Regions from separate parts of the Homo sapiens genome. Here region 1 is linked to region 2. Evidence: chromatin loops called from intact Hi-C (ENCODE). Cell type or tissue: CD4-positive, alpha-beta T cell. All regions are shown on one strand.

What was found. A loop is a pair of places that touch in the nucleus more often than their neighbours do. Peaks named below come from ENCODE experiments on the same cell type or tissue, not always from the same donor. Only the 100,000 strongest peaks of a DNase experiment are listed, where the experiment ranks them.
Region 1: it touches region 2 in a loop (2.4-fold over the local background); 11 of 110 quality-filtered maps call a loop at or near these places.

Annotation. Positions count from the first base shown.
Region 1 is chr14:69,238,223-69,246,222 of GRCh38, reverse strand. EXD2 (exonuclease 3'-5' domain containing 2) reads right to left here. Exons shown (of 10, transcript NM_001193360.2): 10 at 2,205-5,339. The coding sequence ends at 5,123. All of the region lies in intron 2 of GALNT16-AS1 (GALNT16 and EXD2 antisense RNA 1), which reads left to right. Among named protein-coding and RNA genes, the nearest start is that of GALNT16, 18 kb to the left of the region's middle. RefSeq lists an enhancer at 6,877-7,501. In CD4-positive, alpha-beta T cell, CTCF peaks have their summits at 3,255 and 3,454 (motif pointing left); a DNase peak (open chromatin) is centred at 3,452.
Region 2 is chr14:69,148,262-69,156,261 of GRCh38, reverse strand. It overlaps DCAF5 (DDB1 and CUL4 associated factor 5), which reads left to right and starts at 3,143. Exons shown (of 9, transcript NM_003861.3): 1 at 3,143-3,497. The coding sequence starts at 3,284. RefSeq lists silencers at 2,699-3,338, 4,159-4,208, 4,369-4,828. In CD4-positive, alpha-beta T cell, a CTCF peak has its summit at 4,656; DNase peaks (open chromatin) are centred at 1,331, 3,101, 3,591, 4,531 and 1 weaker place; H3K4me3 peaks cover 3,432 bases; H3K27ac peaks cover 2,662 bases.

The DNA of each region.
Region 1 (8,000 bases), 90 kb before region 2:
AGCCTACCCCATCCCCACTAAACAAACATACCTCCTTTAAAATTATCCATGTTTCAGTCTCATTCCTTTTCAGCCCCCTGTAGCTGACTAAGCTCAAAATTCTGTTTCTTACCCAGGACTTAATAGATACCCTGGTGGCCTGAGTGGCCAGAATCTCAACTCCGCCCTGGCGTGCTGCAGCCTGAGAAGGGAGATCTTTAGGAAGCAGAAGTAGGGGCCGGGTGCGATGGCTCACGCCTGTAATCCCAGCACTTTGGGAGGCTGAGGCGGGCGGATCACCTAAGGTCAGGAGTTCGAGACCAGCCTGACCAACATGGTGAAACCACGTCTCTACTAAAAATACAAGAATTAGCCAGGTGCGGTGGTGCACGCCTGTAACCCCAGCTACTTGGGAGGCTGAAGCAGGAGACTCGCTTAAATCCAGGAGGCAGAGTTTGCAGGGAGCCAAGATTGCATCACTGCACTCCAGCCTGGATGACATGAGCAAAACTCTGTCTCAAAAAAAAAAAAAAAACAAAAAAAAAAGCAGCAGCAGCAGAAGCAGATTCTAAGTAGCCATTTCAACTCAGGAATTTTCTGAACCCAAACATCATGCTTATAATAATGCTGCCTGTAAACTCGGCAGCTTTTGAAGCTTATGCTGGGAGAAAGGCAACAGGCTACCCATCCAGCAAGAGAGAAAAATTCAAGAATAACAAATAGCAAAAAGCAAATGCTTTGAGTTCAGTCTGGAGGGTATGACATTATCTCCATTCAGTCACAACACAAAATGACCTTTGAGGCAGCCTGCACCACATCAGAAGGGGGTACAACCCAGGATGCATGAACTAGGTCCTTTGACAACTCTGTTCCTCTGCAAAGGCAGTTCTTGATTATCTCTCAAATGATTAACCATTTGGTCCAGTTACCCAGTTTCTAGGGGCCTTCAACCAGAGTTGGCCACAGATAAAGCTGGTTAAAAAAAAAATGGTCTAATGTACTTCCCACCTTTCTAAATAACATGCTAGCATTTAAGCAAGGCCTTGCTTCCTCAAGCAAAGGGAGTGACTAATACGTCTCCTAGCAGGCTGGTGGAATCGGTACTTTTGAACACATGGGCTGTGTGGCTGCACGTCATCCCTACTCCATTGCCTGATGCAAAACTACTCCAGGACTGGGACAGGCAGAAGGTGCTGGGCTCTTGCACAAGGGGTATCTTGGTGAATGCCTGAAAATTATACCTGAATTCCAAAACAAAAGTATTTGGGGGACTGAGCACAGTGGCTCATACCTGTAATCCCAGTACTTTGGGAGCTAAGGTGAGAGGACGGCTTGAGGCCAGGAGTTTGAGACCAGCTTGTGCAACAAAGCATGACTCTATCTCTACAAAAAAATTAAAAAATTAGCCAGGCATGGTGCCACAAGGCTGTAGTCCCAGCTACTTGGGAAGCTGAGATGGGAGGATTGCCTGAGCCCTGGAGGTTGAAGCAGCAGTGAGCCATGACTGCACCACTGCACTCCAGTCTGGAGTGAGACCATGTCAAAAAAAAAAAAAAAAAAAAAGTACTGGGGAGATTATGTATTATTTTTATGTTATTCATATCAATCAACAGTTAATCAAAACAAGAATCATTCTTATACCCTCTTTTAGTTTATCTCTTCCAACAGAAACTGATTCTCAGTGTATCCCTAAGGGGATTAGGTACTCTCAAAAAATAACCATCTTATAATAGGAAACATAAAAGACCAGAAAGAAAGATCCATTTAAAATACATAATAATTAGTAAACTAGCAAACTGAGAAAATATCTCCTTTAAAAGAAAAAATGATACTTCTTATAAGGCTGAGACATAAGGAAGGGGAAAAAAAGGAAGAAAGGATAAATAAATGAATGAAAAATTGAGAGGCAGGGTAAACTAAGAACTTAACTTACAGTCAAATGTTAGGGCCCCAAACTAATAGGCGAATAGGAAGGTGAACAAAACCTCTTTCTGCCTGCTGGATTCTTAAGAGTCTAAAATGCATGATTAAAATGGCTTTATTTCAACAGAACACATTTTGTCATCTGATCTCTATCCGTGACATGGATAAGAATAAGTAACTTATGGCTGTGCTCTTAAGCGTAAGCCGTAACAAATCCCTGAATATTGTGCCTCATTCACTTTGGGATGGCAAATCACTAATTGTTTGTGTAGCAGGGAAAAAACATCTGCCTACAGCCTATATTTTAAAATTTAAAATTTTATTTTTTTACCTTTTTTTTACATTTTTATTTTAAAATAAACAGTGTTTCCAAAAAACATTGACTACAAGGGGGAAATGAGGCAATAAGGTTGGAAGAAGGGAAGGACTCAAGAAGAAATGCTGAACCTGCAAACACAATGATCAGGGAGCATGCAGAGAGGCCCTTGCTGTGACACTGTCCTCTCACTGCTACTCCTATGAAGCCCAGTGACTATGCTGGGACACTGGAGCTAAAGGGTCAAAGAGAAGCATTTCATTCCTAAAAGGTGATGTCAATTTGTACTTAGCCCCAGCAATGTGAATCCCCCTCTTCACAGTCCAATTCTAAGATTCCATTCTTAAGAAATTACCAAAGATAGAGCCAAAGAGATATATACAAGAAACTTTATCACATCATCATTGATAATAAAAGTATCTGAAACAACCAAAATTTTCAACAGTGTGGGGATGGATAAGGTAGAACCACTAGAAATCTATTTTCAAAGATTTAAAAACATAGGAAGTTACTCGTGATACCATGTTAATCAGTGAGAGGGTAAAGTTAGGATACCAACCTGTATCTATGTATGACCTTCAATTTTGTGTAAATATACACCTTATATGCACTTTTTAATACTGAAAGGAAATTCATAAACATATCAGCAAAGTTTAGCTCTGTTTTAGATGGAGAGAAGATGGCTAATTTTTATTCTTTGTTTAGATTCTTCTGTAATGAGCATTGTTACTTTTATATCAGAAAAATAGACATTTGCCATAAAATAAGTCTACCCTCAAATCTCTGATTTAAGACGACAATTGTCAGTCTTAGGAAAAGCCTGCTAAAGTTCAAAGCAGACTCAAAGAAAAAAGATTCAAATCTACACAGTGACTCTCTCCTGAAAAGGATGAGAAATCTTGTGTGACGCAGTCTGGCTTTTTCCTCTACTTTGCTGCTGGCTCTATTTTACTGCGCCTCACAGAAAGCTCCATGGGAAAACCCTTTCCCTAGCACCTTAAATGACCTTAAGTGTTTCTCACCTCTTGGCATGAGGATTAGAAGGAAAGAAAATGAAACAGCCCTACTCCCTTGTTTCAAAGGAAAAATTTTTCTTGCAAAGCTATCAAAATGACTTAAAATCAGCTATGCAAAATTTGAAACATAAGTCATGAGTTACGTTCAGTAACCAGTTGCTTTTTTCTCAAGAATGAATATAAAAACAAATCTATGAGTGCCCTCTTGTGGCAAGCCTGACTATTACCACAACCCAAGTACCAGCCTCTCCCTGTCTATTTCCACGGCTCTCCTCCACTCCTGGGCTCCGCATAACACAGCCAGGAGGCAGAGACCCCATAATAACCCACTACAGTGAATGCACATTCCTCAAAGTGGCTGGTACTATTTGTTTTCAAGGATTTCTAGTTTAGATCCCAGAAATGCCTGCCTGAAGACAAGTGGGAATGAAGGGTCAGAAGAGCAAGATGCAGGATGTGCACGTGGGTTCATGGGCTGCTACTGATGGCCGATGGTGACTGTGTCTGGTATATCCATGCACACATACCATGGCACTGCCAGGAGGCAGGGACCTGTAGGATAAATAGCCCCTCCCCTAGGAATGCCAGTTTTATAAAGTCGCGAAGTTTTACATTTACATCCAGTGAGCCTTGTGCTTACAAGTAGTTTTATTATTAATTTTAGAGTAAACATCACCAACTTGGGCACAATTCCAAAATAGAGCTCTTGTTGGATTCTGGTCATAAAATTCTTTTTTAAGCTTGTTAAGATCTTATAAAATAAGAAAGTTTTCCCAATACTTTAGAAAAATTACTAATCATTAATAAGTCGATTTTATACTCAAAGTAATGGCCTAACATTTTGAAAGATGAAACAACGCTCCTCTTTTGAACATCTAATGTATTAAGTAAGCTCAGTGTCCCAGGCTTCAGAGGAGACAGAGAAGTCCTCATATTGCAACCTGACCAGATGACTCTGGGAGTGAATTAAATGCTTAAAAGAGGTCAGTCTTGCAAATTCGATGAAGCACAGAATACAGGGGAACTGATACTGATTCTGATAAAAGATAACATTACTCTCAGAAAGGGGTGAAGCTAAAAATCTTGCAGTTCTGGGGCAGGAGGAGTGCAACAAGCAGGCAACAAACAGCATGAAAGGAAAAGCTGAGTGAATTTCAAAGTTCTATTGGGAGATGGAGTTTGTGGTTCTTTCTGCCCCACCCAGGTCAAAGGCTCATGTCCAGAAAAGGATTTCTCCCAGTGATAGGGTGGAAGTGTGTGGCAGGAAGTTGCTGTTTGGTCCTGGAAGTGTAAAGGAAAGCCTTTTCAAGTACGTGAAGTAGACTGAAGTGACCCAGATGGGATGGATCCCAACCACATGAGTTACGGGAGAGCATGAAGCCAAAGAAATGATAATTATGAAGTTGAATTGGGAAAATAAATTTGACTCCTTGTTCACTTCTCCAGCCTTTGGAAGAACTTTTTCTCCCCTCCTAACAGGACCGATATACTGGACAGCCCCTGTTAGAGATAAACCGAGGCACTAGACAAGGAAGAAATGCATTAAAAACATTTTTTTTAAGTCTTGACAAGTCACTTCTGGGAGAATTCTTCATTTTTCCTCTGCACAGGGACAGCAGAAGAGGGAGAGTAAAAATAAAGGCGAAGGCCTCTCTTGTCCACAAAAATGAGAGGAAAAAAGACCCTGCCCGTTTAAAATCCAAAACCATAAACTCTCCTTCAAACAATATCTTTGCTCCAGCAGAAGCATCCTGGGATTAGTCTAGGTTAGTATTCTGAGTTGTGTCACACAGGCTTTGACAATTAATGATGTACTAAAATGGGAAGAGGTGACTCTTCAACCTTGGCTCCAGCTTCCCACTTGTCCTAACTGGGAGGAAAGCAGCTATCAAGACAGCTGGATGGGAAGATCTTCCCCGAATTTCCGGAGCAGCTTCTGATGGTTGTGGTCCACTGACCACTGCTGGGGCAGGTGCTTGGGCTGCATGGAGTCCAGGAAGTGCTGACGCCAGCGGCTCTCCAGCTGCATGAGGGAGCGCAGGCCACCCTGGCTGTGACACTGCACCACCTTCAGCCCGTGAGGAACATAGTTTTCATTGGAGATTCTGCCAAAACATGAAAAACAAAGTGTCTGAGGGAAACAAGCGCAGGATGGCCTCACAGACAGCTTCAAATGCTGCGCGCCAAGGGTAACTGGGGAGGTTGAAGGACTCCTAAAGGGTTAGTTACTTTGGTGTTTTCGAAACATCCTCTTTCTTATCTCTGCCCTTTTTATAGTCTGAACATACGACTCGCAATCCCAACAGAAGGTATTTGAGGGTTCTGAGCTCTACTGACAGGAAGGCCACTTCATAATGTTCAGCTCCCACGAGAGGGGCACTACCATCCAGCTGATAATGGATGAAGAATGCTGGTCTTCCATTTCTTCCAGGATTACCCAGTGACCAGTTCACCCCTCTTTTAAGTTGTTCATTCTGGGACACAGTATTTATATGAGGCTGTTAAATCGGCCCGCATGTTACACTTTTTCACAACACAATTTAATAACTGAATGTCAAATGCAAGGTAGCATATTTCTTTAGAGCCTTTTTTCTCACAAAAAGATGCCAAGCCACAGTGGTGAGAAGTGTTTCGGTCACAGTGAAATGCTTCCATGGTTGCTCAGTTGTGCAAATGGTGCCATTAAATGAGAAGATGAATGCCTCCCTCCTTCCTAACTAAGCAGAGTCCTTAAAAAACTGCTCCGATGCTGTGTGAATGGTGCTTTCACCTCCTGTGAATAAAGATGACCTTCCTCAAGGAAGCACCCTGCCCACACACACTCTCCTCTCCCTACATCCATACCCCATGTTCAATCCTCCCTCCCAAGACACCCGCCACCCCAGCAGTGTTGGCGTCTCTGGGTATCTGCAGACACTTTATTATTAATATTTAGCTCATGCGCTTCCCACTAACTTGCCTGTCTCCAAACAACTGTTCTTCTCAGTCACAAGTCCAGCATTCATCTACCCAATTCAGCAAGATGAATTTGTTAGAAAAGTCTGTGGCCGAAAGGGGAGGTTTAGCTGCTTTAGAAAACATATTGGCAGCTGGGCGTGGTGGCTCATGCCTGTAATCCCAGCACTTTGGGAGGCCAAAGCAGGAGGATCACTTGAGGTCAGGAGTTCGAGACCAGCCTGACCAACGAGGTGAAACCCTGCCTCTACTAAAAATACAAAAATTAGCCGTGTGTGGTGGCACACACTTGTAATCCCAGCTACTTACAAAACAACATCTATTCTACAACCTCACAAAATAGTTATGGGGATAAAATTCTATAATTCTTTTAAAACCCTGAAAGATTTTTTAAATTTAAGATATAGTAGCAGTTAACCAGTAAGAAATCTAAATCCTACTTTGTCGGGTTGTCATGAGAAACAATTAAGGCAATTTATGTGAAGTTTATTAGCTGGTTTGCTGCAAGATATAGTATATCTATAAATAACTGTTCAATAAATATTTGCAGTATCTGTAATGGATCAGTAGTAATGGATAAGAGTAAAAAAATTTTTGTTTTCTAAAAAAATTAAATATTTGCTTATAATTGGAGTTACTTTTTTATTTTTCAGTTAACAAAAACCAGCATCACGCTCAAGGTTTTGTGAACTTATCAGTTCCCTTATTTCAACTCCTGGTCCTGTTGGAAAAAGTGACAGTTGGGAGGCAGAACTGCGCATGGTAGCCCAGAGCTCTTACCATCTGAGCCACGTGCCCATTCATTTCTCATTTCAGAATACTGCATTGTGTCACAAGAATTCAACTATGTACTCATGGAGAAGGAGGGAGAAAGCAAGGAAGGAAAAAAGAGAAAAGTAATTTACATAGTAACAGCAATTCTGCTCAACATTCCATTCAGTGAGCCGATACCCTGGAGTGCAGGTGAGATAGGAACCATGAATTCATTAGTCACAGTTCTCACAGACCTGTATAAAGTCGGAGACACAAAACCACACATAGAATTGGCCCTCCATCTTTGTGGGTTCTGCATCTGTGGATTCAAACCTCAGATCAAAATGATTTGGGGCCAGGCACAGTGGTTCATGCCTGTAATCCCAGTTCTTCCAAGGCAGGTGGATTGCTTGAGGTCAGGAATCTGAGACCAGCCTGGGCAGCCTGGTGAAACCCCATCTCTACAAAAAATACAAAGATTAGCTGGGTGTGGTGGTGCATGCTTGTAGTCCCAGCTACTTGGGAGGCTGAGGTGAGAGGATCACTTGAGCCTGGGAGGTGGAAGTTACAGTGAGCCAAGATAGTGCCACTGCACTCCAGCCTGGGTGACAGAGCCATATACTATCTCAAAAAAACAAAACAAAAAAACCACAAAACTATTTGGAAAAAAAAAAAAAAAAACTATCTGTACTATCTGTACCAAACATGTACAAACTTTTTTCTCATTACTTCATAAACAATAAAATATAAAAGCTACTTACATAGCATTTGCATTGTATTAGGTATTATAAGTAATTTACAGGTTATTTAAAGTATACAGGAGGATGTGTGCAGGATATATGCAAATACTATGCCATTGTATATCAGGCACTTAAGCATTGGTGGATTTTAGTATCCAAGGGAGGTCCTGGAACCAATCCCCCATGGATACTGAGGGGTGAATGTACTGTATCTCATGGGGAACTTCAGAACTTCGAGGGTGTTATTGGACTATTATTTCATCTCATGTGCTGGCATGAGGATTTACGTCTGCATAGAATGTGTAAGATGCAGCTCCA
Region 2 (8,000 bases):
AAAGATTCCTTACTCTATCTTCAGCAATATTGGAGTCAAACAAAATAGAAGTCAAAGAGTAAATACATTTCTGGGAATTCTACATTTGACCAGTATTCAACCTATGGTGAAGCAATTAAGAGTTCTTGGGTTAAGCAATTTCCATATCTTTGTTTTTCCAGAATGAATTTCCAAATCAGTGTTTCAAGGCTTCCTAAGTATGAATGTTAATACACATAAGTTTCTGGGTTTAGGAAAGAAAAATATGAGTTTTTCACTCTTCTCCCTCTTCCTCCATACATTCTCTGCAGTGGTTCAATTTACTCAGAAGTAATTTCATTTGCTATTTTAAAGCTAAGTACACTGGCCTTTTCACTATAAATGCCTATATGAAAAACACAAAGCTCATGTGGTCATCAAAGCTGATTAAATGTTTGTGGTATTGCAATTTTGTTACAGGTGTGGTAAAAAAAGTTTGTGGTAGGTAGTTATGTACCATATTATTAGTTTGCAATAAATGACACAAGGGACTATGTTAAATTCCTAGTAAAAGCAAATTGATATTATGGAGTTTCATCTTTTGAAGTTGGTTATAAGTAGGTGGCCAGATTGAGCAAATAAAAAATTCAGGATGCCCAATTCGAGTTTCAAATAAACAATATTAGTATATCTCAAATATTTCATGGGGTATACTTAAACATTCATTGTTTATCTGAAATTCATACCAAATTGGGTATCCTCCATTTTATCCGACAACTCTTAATTATAGGAATAGGAAGATATTTCATTCAGGCTTATAAAAATCTGGCCAGACTAGCAGTAGGATATAAACAGACTAGGTGGTCCTACCTTTCTGTCACTGTTGGTCACCCAACAGTTAAGGAAGTTTCCAGCAAAGTCCTAGATTTGGGCTGGCATGTGACCAGATGCTGGTCTATTTTTATGCTGAGGTAAATGGGACAATTTTCCCAGGAATTCAGTAAAAACTGTAAAGGGGGTATGTGCTTAAGAGGGCAGAGGAGGATGCGTATTATACACTGCCACAGTAAAGGCCACTTCGAACAAATCTCCCCCACCCCAGGCAAATAGGTATAAATGATGGCCTATTAACTGGAAGAAGTTAGAGGGGGTTTTGAATGTGTGGACTGAGTATGCCAAGCAAAGGAACAGTGAGCAGGGAAACTGGCCTTGGAACAAGTGGATTCCACTGGAATGAAACAGGTCAAACTCAACATATCCAAACCGGAAAGCACGACCTTTCCCTTCAAACTCCTCCCCACTCCCTAAGTACATTCATGAATTCAGCAAGTATTAAAGCGGCCACTAGTGCCAGCAAGTACTGGCTCCAGGCATACACCCTTGAGCAGAACAGACGTAGTCCCTGCTCTCAGAGAACTTACAGCAGAGTGGGGAGACTCATATCATCACAAAAATAAATGATTAATTACACATTTTGACATTGCAATGACAGAAGGATGTTTGGTGCTATACATCTTTAATAAAGCTGGTATACTGCTACTAATTTTTAGGTGGTGATTATAATGAATAAACACAAAGGATTATTAGAAGGCATCCTGAGGATAAAACCTTTTAAGTACCACATAGTTTCCTATTTAGGGGAACAATATTCCATTAAAATTCACATTTTTGGAATTTGATTTCTTTCTTTTAAAAATTTATTTATTTTTTGCCCTTTTCCCCAAGTTCTGATGGAATTTGGTTTCTGTTTAGTAATGTTTGCTAGAATATGTACTTTTATATGAAACATTTGCATATTTGTTATTAGTACGATTAATCGTATTGTCACTGAACAAAAAGTAGAAGTAAATAATTTTGTTTGACGGGTAAACCTCTTCCATGTTCAGCCGATCTTTTTTTTTAAAAAAAATTATTATTATTTTCCCCAGATCAGAGATGTACAGCCCATCTTTCAATGATGATTCTACTCAACTGCTCCTGTGCCATCTCTGGTCCAGAGGATGTAATTCCTGCTAACTTGAAAGGGCAAAACTGACAAGTGCCTATTTCAGTAGCTTATTACCACTTAATGACAGAGGATAGCTTCCAGGAAAAGTACTATAATACATCGAAAAGGGGACTTTTAACTGTATCTGGTAGAATTCCAAAGCATTTAACACCCACTAGGGTCAACGCGGTGACTCCCATCCTACTGAAGTGCAGCCACTTCTGGCCTGGAGCGCAGCTGCTGGTTAACAGCTGTCCAACCTCAGTGCTCCCCACTCGAGACCTTTAAGAGGAGCTCACCGAACCCAATTAAATAACATATATCGTTAGTTTCAAATCACGCTTCTTGTGTCGTGCAAATTTATCTGGAACGGAGAGAAGTACCTCGTGCTTCTCGGGACTTCATCAACTCGGTTTTGGCAATTTTCTTCCTACTTCTTTATCCCTTTCTCTTTCCCCCCATGTACCACTCTAATCTGCCAGACGGAACAATTTAGCCTTTTTCAACTAAAGGACCGGAGGAAGGAAGAGTTAGAGAACTGGACTTGGGGATGAGCGGTGGTGTTAAACATTTACCGGGAGAGGGGAAGGGGCGGGTGCGCGAACAAAACCCCCAGGCAACGTTCCTCCAAGTGTGCGGCCCTACCTCCCGGTTCCCCCGCCTCGGGCAGGGCCGGACTGCCCAAGGCAGAGGCCAGCAGAGGAAGGAGGGCCGGAGCCCCCGCCCGCACCTTCCCCCACTCCAGCCGCATTTTCCCCGAACTCGTACGGGCGCTGGCCTCCGGGCAGCAGCCGGCCCGCGGGTCCCCGCGGGAGGAAGGCGAGCCAAAGCCCGGCGGCCACTCGGATTGTTACGCGCATTCAACTCCGCGGAGTGCGGGGCGCTGGGGTGCAGAGGGGTCTCCGCCCGGCGCCACCCAGGTCCCCAGGCGGGAAGCGGCTCAACTGGGAAAGCAGCCGGCGCCCGTGGTCTCCGGGCCGGCCGCCCGCGTTCTTCCGGCCAGCCCCCCGCGGAGGGGAGGGGCGCCGACGCCGCGTTCTCGGGGCCCCGCAGCCGGCGGAAGGGCCGCGCATCGCGGAAGCGCGGCGGCAGCTGAGGATCAGCTGCTGGAGGAGGCGGAGAGGCAGAGGGAGGAGCCTCGGGGGGAAGGAGAGGGAGGGGACCGTCAGGAAGCCGCGAACGCCGCCGAGTGTCTGCACACCTCGCTCTGCCTGCCATGGCTGGTTAAAGAACCATCCGGATCGCAGCGCGGGGGGAGGGCCGGGTGGGGGGAGCAGCGGCCGCGCGTGAGGCCGAGGGAGGGGCGGCGGCGCGAGCGGCGGCGGCGGCGGTTCCAGCATGAAGAGGAGAGCTGGCCTGGGGGGCAGCATGAGGTCAGTGGTGGGCTTCTTGTCCCAGCGGGGCTTGCATGGGGACCCCCTGCTCACTCAGGACTTTCAGAGGAGACGCCTGCGGGGCTGCAGAAACCTCTACAAGAAGGACCTCCTCGGCCACTTCGGCTGTGTCAATGCCATTGAATTCTCCAACAATGGAGGCCAGTGGCTGGTCTCAGGTAAATCAACCCCCTTCCCCTCCCCGCGCCTCCCCGCACCCTCCCAGCCTCCCCCTCTCGCTCTCCCCCGTCACCCTCCTCCTGCCCTCTGTCCCCACCCCCTCCCTTTCTCTACCCCCTTCTGCGGTGGGAAGGTTTGGTGTCAAATTAAAACCATTGCAGGGGGAGGGGAAGGAGAGGATGTCTTCTATAAAAAAGACCTAAAATGGTTGACAGCTCCTTAATTCGCTTTATCCCAAGTGCAAAGTGATCTCTCCTGATGCCTGCCCTGAAAGTGTAGGTCGGGGAGGGGGGCGAGGTTACCGCTCTACAAAGTTTGACGGCAAACTCTTCCTCCGCGTACTTTAAAAGGTGCTGGGGGCATTTTGGGGATGTGGAGGGTGAGGAGGCCGAGGAGCGCCGGAGGCAAGGGGGAGCTGAAGCCCCCGTCGCCGGCGTTAAGGAAAAGGGGTCTTGGGGCTGGGAAGCGGGCGGTGACAGACCCGGACGCCGAGGGGCCGGGGGCTGCGACCCGGGGGCTGGCGGGGTCTGCAGAGGGGAAGTGACTGGGGCGGTAGGGTCGCTGTGGGCCGCCCCCCTCGGCGCTCTTAGAGGCCCAGCACCATCGCCTTTCGTTCGGTTGTGGCCTCTTCTGCGTCTTGTTTTTAATACAGTTTCGAGAGTGGCGAGGGCTGTGGAGGCTAAAGGGCACCAGCCTGAACTTGAATGCGCAACTTGCGAGGCAGGCGGTAGGGTGGGGGACCCCCGGGAGACTTGTTGGCGGGAGCCCGGCGCCCCGCACCCCGTTTCCCGCGGCCGCTGTTGCAAGTGGTCTCTGCTTCTCCTCCCTCTCGCCCAGACGGGCCTGGTTGCCCCCGGGCTCTCCCTCTGGTTTGGGGAAAGTGGCGAAATCGAGGCCGGGGCTCCGGCCGGGCGGTGTAGGCCTCGCTCTCCCGGGGCTCCTAGCGACAGGCAGCTGAATCGATAGCCTATTGCTCCCGGGGAGGCCCGGGCCCCGCGGGCCGCGGCGACAGCTGCCCCTGGGGAGGTGCGCCTGCTGCCGGTGGGGGCGCTCGCCGCCGTCGTCCCCTCCTCCCTGGGGTCGCGGGCCCAGGGCAGGGGCGGGTGGGAATGGGCCTACGTGAGGGCTAGGGGGCGGCTCCCCGAAACCTGGCTCAGGGGAGGGGGGGTGAAGACGGCTGATTGGGCGTTCCTGCTTGGCTGCTGCCCTCTTCTGTCCCTTTTCCTATATTGGGAGGGATGAAGGGGGAACCCAGCGCTGGACGTGGCGCTTAGCTTCACCCAGGTCGGTCCCTGAATGTCTTTCTAATTTGTGTCCGTGAGCAGCTCGCCAGAAACTTCTGGGATCTTGGCAAAGCATCCGTCTTCGCGAGTAACCTTCGGAAGTGACATGGGGCGTACAGTCCAATTTGGGGGTAGCAAAGAGAAAGGTCTTCTGTGATCATTTTATGATAAACCTTCTGGGGTCTGTCCAGAACTGACTTGACTTTTGTACCCCAGATCGTTTTCTCTTTGACTAGGTAGATTTTGGCCCTAGATCATCCTCTGAAGAAACCTGATCTTTCAGACAAAAGCCTCCTTCCCCCACAGCACCGTATAAAATTTTATCAAATAAATTTGAAGAGCAAAAATGGGGGAAGACCTCTTCTTTATAGACCTAGCTCCCAGTTTCCCTGCTGTTGTTTTTTATGTATTCATAAAACTCCCGATGTATTACAACAGAGAAGTTCCCAGACACAAGTAAACTTTACCTACCGAGTGAGGGAGTTTGGGGGTACTCTTTTAGAGACAACTGAACTAATCATGTTAACGGAATTGTAAGTAGTCACACGTTGCCCAGCTTGACACACCTTTATTTACGTATTTATTTGAGACAGGGTATCACTCTGTTGCCCAGGCTGGAGTGCAGTGGGCTATCACTCACTGCTCACTGCAGCCTTGATCTCCCAGGCTCAAGCTAACCTCCCACCTCAGCCTCCCAAGTAGCTGGGACTACAGGCAGGTGCTATCATGCCCAGGTAATTTAAACTTTTTTTTTTTTTGTAGAGGTGGAGTCTCCCTATGTTGCCCAGGCTAGTCTTGAACTCTTGGCCTTAAGTAATCCTCCTGCCTCACCCCGTAAAGTGCTGAGATTGCAAGCATAAGCCACCATGCCTAGCTCACACTTTAAAAAAAATAACAAATTTATTGAGATAATTTCCATGCCACATAATTTATCTATTTGAAGTTACATTTTTAAAAGCACGAAATGTTCTTTACCAGTTATTACTACTTTTATCCTTGGGCAGGACGCTCCCCTGTATCTTAAATGAACTCTATTTTCTCTAGTCTTGGCCAGGTCATTTCCTTTATCTTAATTTTAGCCTGTGAAAGAGGAGGGTCATTTCCACAGAGGAGGCTCTGGCAGACCTTTCGATTCTGGGTATTTATTTCCTTACTCTTCTAGGCTTGTGTTGCCCATCTCCATCAGTACTTCCTGGGTTCCAGCCTTCTTTGCCCCTTGCTCCTTTTCCTTCCCCCCATACTCCCTCTAGCTCAGTTCTTCCTGTTTCCTTTTTATCTACTCCTGTTCCTGTTCTTAGTCCTATCAGCAGGCTATTCCATCGCTCCTCCATTTTGGCTAAGATACACCTAGCTTTTCCTATTTGTTCCTTGAACATAGAGTTTTGGTTTAAAGCCTTTTTAGCTATTTACCTTCCATTATGAGTACACAGCTGTGTTAACAGAAAGTTCCTCCTGTTTGCTTCAGATAAGGAAGCCCCCTTTGGGAGTCCTAATTAACCTTAACTTGTTAAAGCTAATTGAATTTTTTTCTGGGAAGTCCTTCAATAATTTTCCCACGTTTAAAACTAGTGTCATGTTTATATTTTTTTCTTATCTATCTTTGTCTCTCATTAGCAGTCAACACCTGAGTGGGGGAGCACAGTATTCTGAGGCTAATGCTATGTATCCCCAATGTTGTAATGTAGTGGGATGCCAGACTCTGGGATGGTAATGAGATTACTTTTATGCATTTTGTTGTTCTTGTGTCTTGTCTGGTTTGGAAAGCCCTTAGAGAGCTGTGATTAAAATGATAGATTGTTCATAGTTTGTTCATTGTTTTCATTTCATAATTGTTTGGGCAGGCTCACATTTCTGGTAACTGACACATACTACTTGATAGAATTAACTTATACCCAGGGCAGAAATAATATTTGCATGATTCCTGTGGCTGGGTAAAGTACTATTAGTTAATAATACATCACTTTTCTGTTCCAACAGCTATCCCCTTTTCCAGGGCACAGTGAGGCCAGCAGATATTGAGTAAACCGGAGAAAATCAGGAAGGAGAAAAGGTGCTGTGCTTGGAAGTGAAATTATGACAGCAACAAGTGGAGAAATGGTTATTTGACACGTTAAGATACTTTAACCGAAAAAGTACTTGATTTTTCTTGTTTATGACCAGAAAGGGGCATCGCTGTGATACTGGGTTAGGCAGTGTGGTATAGCAGATATGTGGTTAACATCATTGCTGTGTCATTTGTTTAATCTGTGACTTTAGTCAAGTTACTAAGCCTCTCTGAATGTGTTTTCTGAGGTATACAGTTGGAATATTGGCACCTACCTGAGGGGCTTGTTGTGAGAACTATGTTAGTTAAAGTATAGGTTGGGTGCTGAACAGAGCGCCAGGCCTCTCAGAGAAAATACTGAGTTTGTTTTCTTTCTCTTTTGTATTCATAACACATGGTGTCATTAATAACAGACATTTGTTATTACAGTATTGTTAATAGACCAGTGCAGATTAGCCAGACAGGATAGTTTTGTGACTTTTTGATGTGGAATGTGGAGGCACAATGTGGTGTGGAAAGTGCTTGGGATTTGATGTCATGTGATTTGAGTTGGAGGCTCTACCAGTCACAAAGTGTTTGATTTTAGGTAAGTACCTTCACTACTCATCTGTAAAATGAGGATAACAGATTGCCCTCACTGGTAGATGAATGGGGGTAGTGAATGGTCAATGAAATGTTATATGTGAAGGTGCTTTATGAACTTGATTTTGAGTGAACATTACTTTTTTTTTGGGCGGTGGGGGCAATGGAGTCTTGCTCTGTCGCCCAGGCTGGAGTGCAGTGGCGGGATCTCGGCTCACTGCAACCTCCGCCTCCTGGGTTCAAGCAAGTCTCCTGCCTCAGCCTCCTGAGTAGCTGGGATTACATGTGCGTGCCTCCACACCTGGCTAATTTTTGTATTTTTAGTAGAAACGGGGTTTCACCATGTTGGCCAGGCTGGTCTCAAACTCCTGACCTCATGATTTGCCCACCTCAGCCTCCCAAAGTCCTGGGATTACAGGTGTGAGCCACCCCACCCAGCCCGTTAACATTACTTTTTATAAAGACTAGCTTATACTTGATGATTGTAGTCTCTTCTTAGAATATTTATGTGTGTTAGTCCTTTGAGGGATGGGGAACAACATTGTATTTGAAGTGCCACTTACAAGAGATCCTAACAACATCAATGAGGTTAC